Regions from separate parts of the Mus musculus genome. Here all the other regions are linked to region 1. Evidence: chromatin loops called from intact Hi-C (ENCODE). Cell type or tissue: heart. All regions are shown on one strand.

What was found. Hi-C counts contacts between places; a loop is a spot of excess contacts. Peaks named below come from ENCODE experiments on the same cell type or tissue, not always from the same donor. Only the 100,000 strongest peaks of a DNase experiment are listed, where the experiment ranks them.
Region 2: it touches region 1 in a loop (5-fold over the local background); 21 of 42 quality-filtered maps call a loop at or near these places.
Region 3: it touches region 1 in a loop (2.6-fold over the local background); 3 of 42 quality-filtered maps call a loop at or near these places.

Annotation. Positions count from the first base shown.
Region 1 is chr3:102,080,807-102,083,306 of GRCm38, reverse strand. No RefSeq gene overlaps it. Among named protein-coding and RNA genes, the nearest start is that of Casq2, 4.4 kb to the left of the region's middle. In heart, a CTCF peak has its summit at 1,260; a DNase peak (open chromatin) is centred at 1,236; H3K27ac peaks cover 1,243 bases.
Region 2 is chr3:102,241,629-102,244,128 of GRCm38, reverse strand. No RefSeq gene overlaps it. Among named protein-coding and RNA genes, the nearest start is that of A230001M10Rik, 20 kb to the left of the region's middle. In heart, a CTCF peak has its summit at 992 (motif pointing right); a DNase peak (open chromatin) is centred at 1,078.
Region 3 is chr3:102,168,036-102,170,535 of GRCm38, reverse strand. All of the region lies in intron 4 of Vangl1 (VANGL planar cell polarity 1), which reads left to right. Among named protein-coding and RNA genes, the nearest start is that of Gm16160, 35 kb to the left of the region's middle. In heart, no CTCF peak of the experiment used is centred here; a DNase peak (open chromatin) is centred at 1,165; H3K4me3 peaks cover 296 bases; H3K27ac peaks cover 2,176 bases.

The DNA.
Region 1 (2,500 bases):
CCCTTCCCACTTGTTCTGTCTTGAAAGGTGGCTAGATGATTCCAGGAACATGATTCTGGTTGATCTTCCCTATAATCCACCTCACGGGTAAACTGGGACTCAAAGCCAGGGTGTTTTCTTTACTGGTCAATTACACAGATTTTTCTGAAACATCTTCTATCGGCCTCCTTTTGGGTATAGGGAATAGACACACTGTAGACCTGGATTCATGAATTTATATCTTGATGAGGAGAGCACTCACATCATACACTATGTCACAAGGAAATATGCCCCCAAGAACAGTCAAGAAAGACAGAAGAATCATGATGGCCATGGGCTAGTTGATGCAAGAAAGAAGTTGAGGGAGGAGAGGCAGGGGGATCATCGCAGCTTCAAGAGCAACCTGGTCTATATGATGAACTCTATGCCATTGATCGAGACGTGAGACCTGTTCTCAAAAGAAGAAGGAGGAGGAGAAGAGGAAGAAGAAGAGGCCTATGGTCACTTGTCCTCAACAGGCCAATTAAGGAGACAATAGTGAAAAGCGGAGAAAGGAGATTTACTCTATATGGCCACACCAGAAGAGAAGCTAGTAAGTGGGTCCAGGCACTGTCTCGTGCATCCCTGGGGCTCTGGCCTGAGATGTAGGTTTAAAGGGAGGCCAAGAGCTGTGTGTGACTAAGCAGTCCTAGTCAAGGTAGAGAGGTCCCGGCTGACACTGAACCACCATGGTCTGTCTCCAGTCTCAGAATGGTGTGAACTCCTGAGAGATAAGTCTCCCCTCAGACAACCTTAACCTTGTCCCTCCAACCCCCAGCACTCGATTGCCGTGGAAATTCCAGTTTCTTGGTAGCCAAACGATGGAAGGGACATGGGTGTCTCCCTAGACTTCCTTCCTGCAAGGACAGTTACATACTGAGAACAGACATTTGTCCTGTACACACACACATTCTCATCTACTTTTAAAGGTCATACCTACATGCAAAGGCGAAGGTCCCCTCTCTTTTTACTCGTCCTTAGCACTCAGATTTCCATGTGACAAACAGAGTCAGATTTGAGCCCTTTCCTGGTTTTCAAATTTTCTCCTTGGTTCTGAGTTCCACCAGGATGACAGGCCTGGGGCCTCTCCTGGGCTGGACTGGGCTTTAGGAAGAGAGGCCTGCATTCCCTTCAGAGGAGGTTCTTTGAGGGGGCCAGACTCAGGACAGGCCCAAGCCTGCCTCTCTCCTACACTGACTGCCTCCACAGCACTCTTCTTTGACTAAAATACTCCACCCAGTGGACAAGCCGAATATGGCATCTTTCTCTGTGTAAGCCTTTGAACCCCCTGTCCTGCCCTGGCTTTGCTGTGGTAGCTGCTGTCCTAGGGGAGAGCTGCAGATCCCCACACAGCATGGCTTACCCAGCACAGGTGTGGTAGCTGCCCGGAGGCTATGTTTCCTCAGAGCGCTGAATGTCAGGTGCCCCTTAGCAGCCTTTCGACCTCCCCAGCATCTGGAAACTTCCGAATGGAATCAAATACAGAGAGAGCCACGTTAGTCTGACAACAAGCCCTAAGGCTCCACTAGCATGATCCCAATGCAGCTTTTAACAAATGTTACTTCCTTGGGGAGGGTGTTGGTCTAGACTGGGCCTCCCATTCGCTTCCTGATACGCGGCACTTCTCCTTGGAAACATCCCTCCCACCGGGGTTCCTAGCCTCTTAGATAGGCCTGAGGTTACTGGATCAGGGAACCATCTGTTACCAGCATTCATGAGCATGGTTCCAGAGCAGAGCTCGGTAACAATATATTAAGTAGCATTGTGGAGTTACTTTGTGCCTGGCCTGTTCAAAAGCACTGCAAATGTATTCCTTTTAGCATCTCTATGAAGCTGGTCATTTTACTCCTCCCAGTTAACAGATGGGCAAGCTGAGGGACAGAGAGATTTAGTATATTTTTGAGGCCGTGTAGCTAGTACTGGCAGAGCCCAGATTTGAACCCAGCTGAGGAACTCTTATCCCTGTCCTCCACCATCTTTCTCTGAGGTCTTGTGTCCCTCACACAAGCCTAGAATTGCTACAAAGCTACAACTGGCTGCCCACATGGAGATTGATCCATGACTCTGGCTTTTTATACTCAACCAAATAAACTCTCTTCGTTGAGAGTTCAGGAAGGAGGAAGACGCTGTTACACTTAGAGTTATGGCTCTGATGAAACATCAAGACCAAAAGCAGTTTAGAGAGGAAAGTGTTTATATCAGTTATTCTTCCTTAGTGTAGTTCATCACTGATGTCAGTCAGGGCAGAAACTCAAACAGGACAGGAACCGAGAGGGGGAGCTGATGCAGAGGCCATGGAGGGGTGCTGCTTACTTGCTTGCTCCTCACGGCTTGCTCAGCCAGGCTTCTTATAGAACCCTGGACTAACAGGCCAGAAATGGCACCACCCACAATAGGTTGCAGGTCGGATGGGGGATCCCACATAAGGAACTAAGAAAATGCCCTAAATATTTGCTTACAGCCTGATATTCTGTAGGCATTT
Region 2 (2,500 bases), 160 kb before region 1:
AAACAAACAAGAAAACAAACAAAAAGACATAATTTAAATGAAAGACAAATATACAAACCAAAAAAACCAATGGTTTGTTGAAAACGTGAATGCTTTAGAAAAACCTGTGATGAAATGAAGAAAAAAGACACACACTCCAAAGGGGTAGTAAAGAGAGAAAGAAAAGATTATAGTAACGATTTTAAAGCTAGAAATCAAATATCTGAGGTAAATTTTATTTGGCCATGTTGAAAACCTTGGTAAAAATGGTGGATCTTAGCTATGACTTTAATACTGACTCAAGCAAGAGGAAGCTGGAGTAAGGTGGAGTCAAGACTTCTGACTCCTACGGGATGATGGTAGCCATCCAAAGCTACATCTCCATGGACGTGCTCCCAAAGCTACACAGGACAACAGAACACACAGAACTGCTCTTCTGTCACACCAACACGGGAACCAATCTGCATACAGATGAGGAGTAAATCTGTTCAAGGAACAGTCACCTGATGAACCTTTTCTTCAGCAGAGGAGCCAGGTATGAAGCAAGAGTTTTGTGCAAGAGTTTGTGCTACGGTGAGACCCATTCAGTTACAGAGAATAAATAACGTCCACCCGTCAGCTGTGGAGGTGAACACTTGGAATCCCAGAATTCGGGAGGTGGAGGAAGGAGGATTAGGCATTCAAGGGTTTGGGGCTAGCCTGGGCTACCTAAGATCCTGTGTCAAAATAAATAGATATAATAAATTCTCTCTATTAGAATGTGCACGCACTATCAGAATAAGAGCTTTCTACCCAGAGAGGGAGATACTGGTACTAATCTCACAATTAAGTCAGTATCTGAAGAAAATAGAGAGCCTTCAAAAGTATGTGAGCCTAAGGGACCACAGGAAGAAAGGAGAAAGGGGTTGCTTGGAAAGGGGTGGAGTTCCTTAGAGGCTTGCTACCTTGGGATTATCTGTCCTTGGAAACACTGAAAACAGTCACCCTTCATTAAAGAAATTGAATTTCATCGTACCAACAGCAGAGGGTACTATTGACTTAAGAAACTCCATACACGGCCATTTCAGCTGGCATCAGCTCTTGCCTGCAGACTTCATGAGAGATGAGGGAACAGGGCAGAAACCACTAGTGAATGGTACATCTGATTACTGCTGCAGGCAACAAGAGTTCCGACTCTCTGCGAACCCTCAGTGGAACCAGGGAACACGCACAGCTGTCTGCTTACAAGTAGAAGCAGAAAAGATACATTCACACTGATGTCATCCCCACTGATTCCCATGCAACCAGGAAGTCTGCTTCTGGGAGATCTCACTTTTGAGAAAGACCTTGCCTCGAAGCCTGAAGGAGTACTCTTGCCATCCAGCTACCAGCTGCAGTGGCTTGGCTACCTTCTTTCTCTGAGTCAGTTGTACTCCTCTGAGGCAGCAGCTGTCTGTGAGGGAATGTGGCAGGGTCCTGGGGTTTTGCTATTCTGGCCCAGTGTGTGCCAACTTTGTCTCAGTGTTCTCTGCCAACTAAAACTTGAAGGATCCACCTCATCATTTGGGGATCTCCCTGTCCATCCCCAGTTCCGTTGCACAGGTGTCTGATCTGCACTGCCTTAAGGCTTTTCCTACCCAGTTCTGTTTTTCACAGGAGCTATACCCAACCTAACACCTTTCACTCCCAATTCCATCTGTTACCTAGAGCACTGACTGGGCTGATACAATCAAGAGCTTCTGCTCCCTAGACTTCCAGGTTTGCCTAGGATTCAGAATAGCCAAGGGGACTCATATAGGCACACCACATGGCAGAATTGTAGAAATCCTATGAAAGAGATACTCCAGATAGAGATGCAGAACTAGGCATTGCAATGCAGCAGTAGGTACCAGTTGCTGTCAGTTCATTATCTCATGTTTAGTTGATTGCCCCAGCAGAGAAGCTGAGGTCCTGGGAAGATGTTAAAGCTGGACATTAGAAATGACTGATACAACCAACTTCCCTTTGCACCATCCACATTCATGCCTAACCCTGAGTCCCATAGTTTAGGAGCCTCGTGTGTAGCCATATTTAACAGACAAGATGTCACAAATAAATTAGGTGGATGGCTGCCTCTGGTGCTTACTGACTTATTCTTCATGGCTTGCTCAGCCTGCTTTCTTAGGCACCCCAAGACCAGTTGCCCTTAGATAGTACTACCAAATGGGCTGAGTCCCCCCACACACACATCAATCATTAATTAAGAAAATGGTCCACAGGCTTGCCTAAAAGCCAGACTTGCAGGGGCATTTTCCATTTTCTCAGTTGTAATTCCCTCTTCTCAGATAACTCTACTTTGAGTCAAGTTCAAAACAAAACAAAAGACAAAGGTTCTCAATTTCTCTCCACCTTTCCTGTAGCAGTATTAAAATTCAAAAGGAAGAAAACTTAAGCACACAGGCCAGGAAATACTTGTGCATGTGTTGATTCATCTGTGAGATGAGCTGTCAGAACTAACTCTTCTTGGTAGTTAAGCTCCCCTCTGACATCGGGGCTTCAGCCT
Region 3 (2,500 bases), 87 kb before region 1:
CACTTCTGGGACCATGATGGGCTTGTCTCCACAGCCTGCACCCAGGACTCCTGCGTGAAGGTGGCTGGCCTGCTCACTGCCTCTCCTCTCTGGCTCCAGTGCTGGTATGATGCCAAGCTCCCCGCCAGTTTGACTTTCCTTGCCCCTGTCTTTCCTCAGAGATGATCTTGTCTAGGAATCAGGATGAGTTTAAAGATTTGCTTTCAACCATCTCTCAGCCCCCCCCCCCCCCCCGCCTTTGCCTCTAATGGCTTCATGAAATTCTTCTTAGTCTTAAACCTTAAGATCTTAATGTTAAACCTATGGGAATCCTAAGGTTTTATAAACAGACAATTTGAGCCAACAAGTGTTACATATGGAGGAAATACAGGAGGCCTTGCTTGTGTGAGAGGGACTTGTGTAAGAAGTTAAAGAGGCAGGGGTTGCATATCTAACTCCTTGTAGGAGACACTACTGGTCTGTGTTATGCTGGGTGCTCTGAGTGTAGGGACAGACTTTAGGGTCTAGGGAGTGTGAAAGGCTTACTGATAGAGGCCTGTGTGGTACCACAGTTGGAGGATACAGAGGATCCAAGGCAAGGAAGGTGTCTGAGCACGGACACTGGCTGGAGGAAGGGATGCACTGTAAGTCCTGGGCTTGTGGGTCTATGACTTAGCCTGCACCTAAACCCCTGAAATGACTTTGCTTGCTAAGAGCAAGGGAGAATGTGGAAAATGACATCAACCAGGGAGTTCTGAGTGCTTAGATTGTTCCTGTAGCCTGGAGCAGAACATGGGCACTGGGAACGTCTGCCTGCTGTTTGCACCCGTGACTTATGGCTGTTATGTACAAAGCACAGCTCAGCCATGAACACAAGGAATCACCATCCTGTATCTTGGCAAGACTTCAGGCATGCAGTACATAGTTTGCTCTGTAAAAAAGATGAAGCACTGTGATGTTGGATTTTAGCTCAAACGACTGCAACCTTTTAAAGTTGGGCACATTGGTTGTGTGTTGTCTTAGTTCTGTGGAAAGTCTCCTTCCCTCGTATTGTTAGATGTGCTGAGTGCCAGACAAATGGTTCTCTGTAGGCGAGAGTGTGCACAGCTCTTGGAGGCATTTATAAACTTGGCGCGAGTACTTCAGCTCCTGCATTAGCTTGTCAGCCTGGGCATCCGGCCAGGACCGTGCCTGGCTCTGAGTCACGCTGGAGCTCTGTGCGATGATGGGGTTGGAGAAGGCGCAGGATGCCTGCTCTTCTCTTCTGTGCTTCTTGGGAGATGGGCTTCTCTGGCCTTGGCAAGGTTGAGGCCCTGCATGAAGCCCCGGGGCTCTGTCCTTGGGCATCAGCCCTATCTGTGGGAAGTTCTTAGGGGATGCATAGAGTTTTGCTCCAACATTGGCAGCTGCGGGCCTTACCTCAACCGTGTCTTAGGCCATGCTAAGGTGGCAGGGTTGGAGCTCTGAAGAGGGAGACAAGGACAGAAGGCACTTATAGAGATGGCACATGTGGGATGAAGGCACTGGACTGAGCCGATGGAATTCTCTGGGCTCCTCCTTGTGACCTGGATGAAAAACAAAACCCAGCAGTCACCACAAGGCTTGCTTTGGAGGTGGGCCTGAGGCTAACTTCCGAAACTACCTTTAAACTCTGGACTTTTTTAAAGGGGGATTTATTTACTTGCTTATTTATAATGTGTATATACCTGCAGAGTTTGTGTGCACCACACTCATGCAGACCACAGAAGCCAGAAAAGTATATTGCATCCCCTGTTATATGTGGTTATAAGCCATATAGGTGCTGGGAACTGAACCTGAGCTTCTACAAGAGCAGCCAATGCTTAATGGCTAAGCCATCTCTCAATTTCTCCCTACCAGTTCTTAACTTTTGGTGACGAACTTTTTTTTTTTTTTTTTAATATTCTAATCTGAGCACCTAGAGAAATTCTTCTGCTGGTATAAAAGCACGGGATGAACTAGTTTGAACCAGTGTGTCTGTGTATAACCAAGCTTATTTTCATCCTTAGGGTTTTCAAACATAGCAATGTGCAAGGGTGCATGTGTGTGATAGGGACGGGTACACTTTTGGATGCATTGGAAGTGAAGGAACACTTGTTCCTCTTTGGGGAAGGTCATAGCAGAGGAGGAGGAGGAAATTGAAAACACAATGGGCAGAACTCCGAACAACAGTAAGATCAAAATGAAGCCCTTCACCTCAAGGACCGCCTTAGTCTTGCACTCCATGCTGACCTAATGACTGCTCGGTTCCTACATAGTGCAGAGGTGAATACTCTGCCATTGGAGACTCATCCTCAGTCCTGTGTTCAATTCTTAAAGCGGAGCGCAAAGGGAGTCTTGGAGTGGGGGTAGTCGGGGCTTCAGCGGTCTGGCTAAGGGTTGCTCAGTCAGTAGGGGGTAGAGAGCCCTGGGATGCCGCATAGCCCTCCAGGAATCCAAGGCAGTCCCTGTCCTGGCATTCAGGCCATTGTAAATAATCCTTATAAGCCCATTATCTTAGCAG